Regions from separate parts of the Homo sapiens genome. Here region 1 is linked to region 2. Evidence: chromatin contacts called from ENCODE Hi-C data. All regions are on one chromosome and are shown on one strand. The core of a region is the stretch at or near the end of the contact, and the rest is flanking DNA. Distances in the headings are between cores, read along the strand shown. Region 1 holds the start of SENP2 (SUMO specific peptidase 2). Region 2 holds the start of MRPL47 (mitochondrial ribosomal protein L47).

Region 1 (2,700 bases), core at 32-2,531, 6.0 Mb before region 2:
AAAAATTAACACTTGATCACTAAAGTTGAAGAGGGGGCATAGAATTTGTATAGTATTTTATTTTCCAGATTTTTAGGTAAGGAGGTCGATACAATAAAATGGGACACTCCAAAGAGTAGATGCTAAATAAGAATAGCTTTTGGGGCTGAGTGCAGTGGCTCATGCCTGCAGTCCCAGCACTTCCAAAGGCTGGGGTGGGCGGATCACTTGAGGTCAGGAGTTCAAGGCCAGCCTAGCCAATATAGTGAAACCCCATCTCTACTAAAAACACAAAAATTAGCCAGGCGTGGTGGTGCACACCTGCAATCCCAGCTACTTGGGAGGCTGAGGCAGGGGAATCGCTTGAACCCAGGAGGCGGAGGTTGCGGTAAGCCGAGATCGCACCACTGCACTCCAGCCTGGGCGACAGAGCAAGACTCCGTCTCAACCAAAAGAAAAAGAAAAAAAGAAAAGAATAGCTTTGCGTTTCCCCCAAATTTTAACCGAATTTAAGAGTACAGACTAGTGATTGTTTTAAAGGAGTGAGGCACCTAAGCCTTTTTACTCATTCACTAATTCTAAAGCACAAAACCCTTCTGGCCCCAAACACACAGACTGTTTGACAGCTGTTTTGGAACAAAACAGGTGCTGTTTCTTGCTGCAAGGACAGTACTTGCAGTCAAAACGGCTTTGGGCAAGCTATGAATCTCACTTCAACTGCACTTAATGTCTGCAGATGACACTTGCGAGGGTGCTTTGTAAACAGTGAGCCACAACAAAGACAGTATTCCTTCAATGTTAGTGTTCAGCCTAAGAGCGGCAAAGCCCCATTTGTTATCAGCAACCAGCTTGGCCTCTGACAAGAATGTCAAAGACCCTGCCATCACCGGCCGCTACGAAGACGACCAGCTCCTCCTTCATCAGGAGCTGCCTCCCTACAGCCTGGCGGGAGCGACTACGTCACTAGGATCCCGGCGACCTGTTTCGGGTGAGCCTGGCTGAATCAAAGCTATCACGGCCGAGGAGCCCGCTGTGGGGGAGGGGGTAAGGCCAGGCTGGCGCTCAGCCCCCTCTCGTCTCACCTGTCTGAGCGCCGCCTCTTCAGGAGGGCCCGGGCAGGGGGCACCGACCGGTCGCAGAAACGGAAAATGGTGCCGAGAATCCTAACCAGCCATCTGTACATACCAGGCCCAAGCAGCAGCGGCGGCCGACACACCCCGAGACGCAAACCCCAGAGCTGTCGCCGCCGCTGCCGCCTTCGCCGTCTTAACCACCACCGCCAGAGTTCGGTCGCTGATTTGTGACGCGATTCAAGAGCCCACAGATACAGCGTCCCCAGGGCTACCAGAGGCCCCCGCCCGCCACCACTCCTGACGTCACCTCCTCCCGCCCGACCGGAAAGCTCCATTCTCAATCTGCGCACGCGCAACCTAGCACCGCTCCCTATTTCCGAGCCCAGCAACAAGAGTAATTGTGGGACGGTCCCGGCCCAATCGCTGACGAGATCGGAAGGGCTGTCGGCAGGGTTTTCTCTTCGGCGGAGCCAATCCGGAGCCGGCCCGTGGGACAAGGCCCACAGGCCACATGTGAGGCTGCTCCACTCCGGAGGAGGCGTTCCGGGGTCCCAGAGGACATTAGGTGCTCAGTGTTTGCTGAATGCACATGTAAAGGTAGATCAGGTTAATTAACACACGTTTACCGTTTTAGGCGCCCTTTATTTTGCACTTACCTTTTGCCTCGTACTTTTCACGCATTGTCACCTTAATATGCCCAGCAATGGCGTGTGACAGAGAGTCTTAAGCCAGTTTTATAAGTCAAGGAAATTGAGGCATAGAGCGATTAAGTTATTTGTCTAAGATCACAAAACTAGCTAGAGACGTGGCTGGAACTTGAACCCGGGGTCTGAGTACCAGCGCCAGTCCCTCGCCCTTGAGGTCAGTCTACTTGGAGACATGTACATAGATAATTACAAATTACAATACACCGTAAGTGGTTGCTGTGATAAAGGTATGTGCAGAGTGCAGTGGGAGCCAGAGAAAGGAAAACCACACACTGAGGGAGAGAAGGAAAGGGCAGATGTCCTCAAGAAAGGCTTCACAGAAATTTAAGGATGAAACCTGCGGCCCACTAATGTCTCCTACCCTGGGCTAGTAAGTAATGAGTCTCGTTACTCTCCCTCTATAATTCCAATGTCACACTTCTAGTTAATTGTCAACTATAGGCCGGGCGCGGTGGCTCCTGCCTTTAATCCCAGCACTTTGGGAGGCTGAGGTGGGCAGATAGCTTGAGCCCAGGAGTTTGAGACCAGTCTGTGCAACATAGTAAAACCCCATCTTTACAAAAAATACAAAAATTAGCCGGGTGTGGTGGCACGCACCTGTAGTCCCAACTACTTGGTAGGCTGAGGTGAGACGATCACTTGAGCCCAGGAGGTTGAGACTGCAGTGAGTCGTGATCACGCCACTGCACTCCAGCCAGGGTGACAGAGTGGGACCCTGACGCACCCCATCAAAAAATTATCAACTGTAAAACAAATCCCACCCTATTTAGTGATAGAAAATCCAGTCCCCTCTTCCAAACAATCCTAAGAATCCTCAAAGGTTTTCATGCCCCACAAATCCATTCCTGATTAACTTGTTTCCTACTTGTGATTCAGTTAAGGCCAGAGTTTTACACTTGCTTGAACTTCAACGCTGGCACTCCCCAGTACAGCCTCTTCCT
Region 2 (2,700 bases), core at 29-2,528:
GGAGGCTGAGGCGGGAGAATCGCTTGAACCCGGGGGGTGGAGATTGCAGTGAGCCAAGATGGTGCCACTGCACTCCAGCCTGGGTGACAGAGTGAGACTGTCTCAAAAGAAAAAAAAAAAAAGACTGTATTATGACTTTCCTGAGACCTAGGCACTTTTGCCTTCAAGGGCCCCTTCGTCTAAGTTATTAAAAATAATATTTTATGACTGCATTGGTATAAAACGAACATAATACAGGCTGGATTCGTTATCATATTCATAAACATTATGGTTTTTTTAAAAAAGAAATTTAAATTAAAAGACTTTCGTAGACCCCTAAAACTATCATGGGTTCAGGCAGGAGAATCGCTTGAACCCAGGAGGCGGAGGTTGCAGTGAGCCAAGATCGCGCCACTGCACTCCAGCCTGGGCAACAGAGTGAGACTCTGTCTCAAAAAACAAACAAACAAAACAAAACAAAACAAAAACCTCTCTTCCTCCCCAGTTCATCTGCATCTCATTATTGGGCGGCACGGTACTTACTGTGCCTAAAGAATAAGTTGGCCCTGAGCCTCTTTACCTGTCTACATATTACCTGTCTTCATATTCCTTAGCATAGGTGGGCTTCTCGGCAAGATGACTTTGCATCTGTGGGACTAGAACCTAGCCTTTGGGCAGGTGGAACGCAACAATAAGCTTGTGCCCTAGAGATACAGATCTCAGCTCTATACCTTTCTAGACTCAGCTTCATCCGCAAATTAGCATTAATTGGGATGGTGAATAACAACGTTTTAGAAATGCTAATAATGTAAACACGATCTATCTGGCTACTTCAGGAAAACCCCTCATATAGCTCGTGCTCCGTCTCTCCTGTCAAGCCCCAAGCCCACAACTTGTCCCGGCTCCCTCCGGATCCCACCAAGGTCACCCTGGAAGCGTCCTCCCTTTTCTCGCCCCGCACCCGCTTCACGCCCGTTCTCCCTAGGCCAGCACCCACCAGCAGCCTTCGGAAAGCCACGAGTGAGGAAGCCCCCAAATCCGAGGCGAGTGCCAAGGGGCCGGCCAGACAGAGCTGCCACCGCAGTAACCGAAACCCGCCGCAACAAACTCATGGCCGCCATGGCTACTACGGGCAGGAGGAAGAAGGGAGGCGGGTCACGGAAGCTGAGAGAGCCAATTTACCAATGAGGACAAAGGCAGGATGTGGCCATCTTAAGTGAGGGCAAGTTTTCTATTCTCCTCACCGCCGGCTTGAGACGCCGGAAGTGACGCTATCGTTGGCGGAAACGCGTTTTGCCAGTTATGCGAAAACATGGCTGCGGCCGGTTTGGCCCTTCTTTGTAGGAGAGTTTCATCCGCCCTGAAATCTTCCCGATCGTTAATAACTCCTCAGGTCCCTGCCTGCACAGGGTAAGTGATGTATAAAGTAGGTTTGCCCACCTCTCCAACTTTGGATCTTGTTTGGTTGCCGAGATGCCGAGATGCCGAGAACAACTCAAGAATGGAACGGCCGCCTGGATGGCAGAGCCGGAGCCCACTTTGGTGAGGAGTGAGTGACCTTGGAGAAGTCGCTCACCTCCGACATTTCTATTCCTTCCTCATTTTGTTGCTGCCTGCTGTGGACAAGACAGTATATGGGGTTTGTAGATGTCCAGCATTTGTTGAAGTAAATACATCTATAAGTACAGAAGCATCCTCTTGGGCTGGGTGAGGTGCGAAAAACTTTACCGAAGATGTTTTTGTTGTGATACTCAAGTCTGTGTCAAGTTTGGATGGATTAAAAAAGAAGAGATATTTGTATTTACAGGATGTGTTACAATGAAAGTAACTGGTAACTTAGTAACTTCTTTTATTTATTTATTTTTCTTGGTCCTGGATCCAGTGAAGTATCCATTTATTACATTGGTTGCCATGACTCTTTAGTCTCTATCCGGAACAATTTCTTTTTTTTTTTTTTCTTAATGTTGTTGACATTTTGATGAGATTAGCTTTTTAAGAATCTTATTCATTTGGATTTGTCTGATTGTTTCCTCATTATAAGATTTAGGCTAAATATTTTTGGTAGGGATACAACACTTGTGATAAACTTCATTATTTAGTTTCAAATCATCTCAGGTCGTTAACTATTTTTTAAAAACAGGATTTTTGAATTACTGCATAATAATTTATCATCCAGATGCACAGTAATTTTTAAACCATTCTTAGCTGCGTATTTACATAATTAAAAACTTGACATCCTATATAGTGCTTTAATAAACATCTTAATTTATAAATTCCCATCTATAATAATTTTTTCAGTTGAAACTTCTAGATGCAGAATTACTGAATTAAAGGAGGAAGTATTTGAGGCTCCTGATACATGTTGCAAAATTGTGAGGTTTTTTTGTTTTTGTTTTTTGAGACAGGGACTGACTCTGTCGCCCAGGCTGGAGTGCAATGGTGTGATCTCAGCTCACTGAAACCTCTGCCTCCCAGGCTCAAAGCGTCCTCCCACCTCAGCCTCCCGAGTAGTTGGGACTATAAGGCACGTGCTACTATGCCTGGCTAATTTTTGTATTTTTGTTAAAGATGAGGTTTTGCCATCTTGCCCAGGCTGGTCTTGAGCTCCTGGGCTCAAAGTGATCCTCCCACCTCGGCCTTCCAAATTTCTGGGATAACAGGTGTGAGCCACCGTGCCCAGCCCACATGTTGCAAAATTGACTGCTCTTTTTACCTGCGCTT

Evidence for each region. Hi-C counts contacts between places; a loop is a spot of excess contacts on that map. Pooled maps may share reads with other maps.
Region 1: a loop to region 2 is called in a map of naive thymus-derived CD4-positive, alpha-beta T cell, with 15 times the contacts of the local background. The contact joins the promoter of SENP2 here to the promoter of MRPL47 in region 2. A Hi-C loop is called at or near these places in 2 of 168 maps with a recorded cell type or tissue (CD4-positive, alpha-beta memory T cell and naive thymus-derived CD4-positive, alpha-beta T cell) and 9 of 50 pooled maps.

Annotation. Positions count from the first base shown.
Region 1 is chr3:185,584,876-185,587,575 of GRCh38, reverse strand. SENP2 (SUMO specific peptidase 2) reads right to left here and starts at 1,281. Exons shown (of 17, transcript NM_021627.3): 1 at 1,062-1,281. The coding sequence starts at 1,162. RefSeq lists enhancers at 1,202-1,601, 1,642-1,691, 1,185-1,803, 1,804-2,422, 2,423-2,700.
Region 2 is chr3:179,603,216-179,605,915 of GRCh38, reverse strand. It overlaps MRPL47 (mitochondrial ribosomal protein L47), which reads left to right and starts at 1,278. Exons shown (of 7, transcript NM_020409.3): 1 at 1,278-1,389. The coding sequence starts at 1,292. NDUFB5 (NADH:ubiquinone oxidoreductase subunit B5) reads right to left here and starts at 1,122. Exons shown (of 6, transcript NM_002492.4): 1 at 977-1,122. The coding sequence starts at 1,100. RefSeq lists enhancers at 537-626, 657-816, 255-1,121, 997-1,196, 1,122-1,988.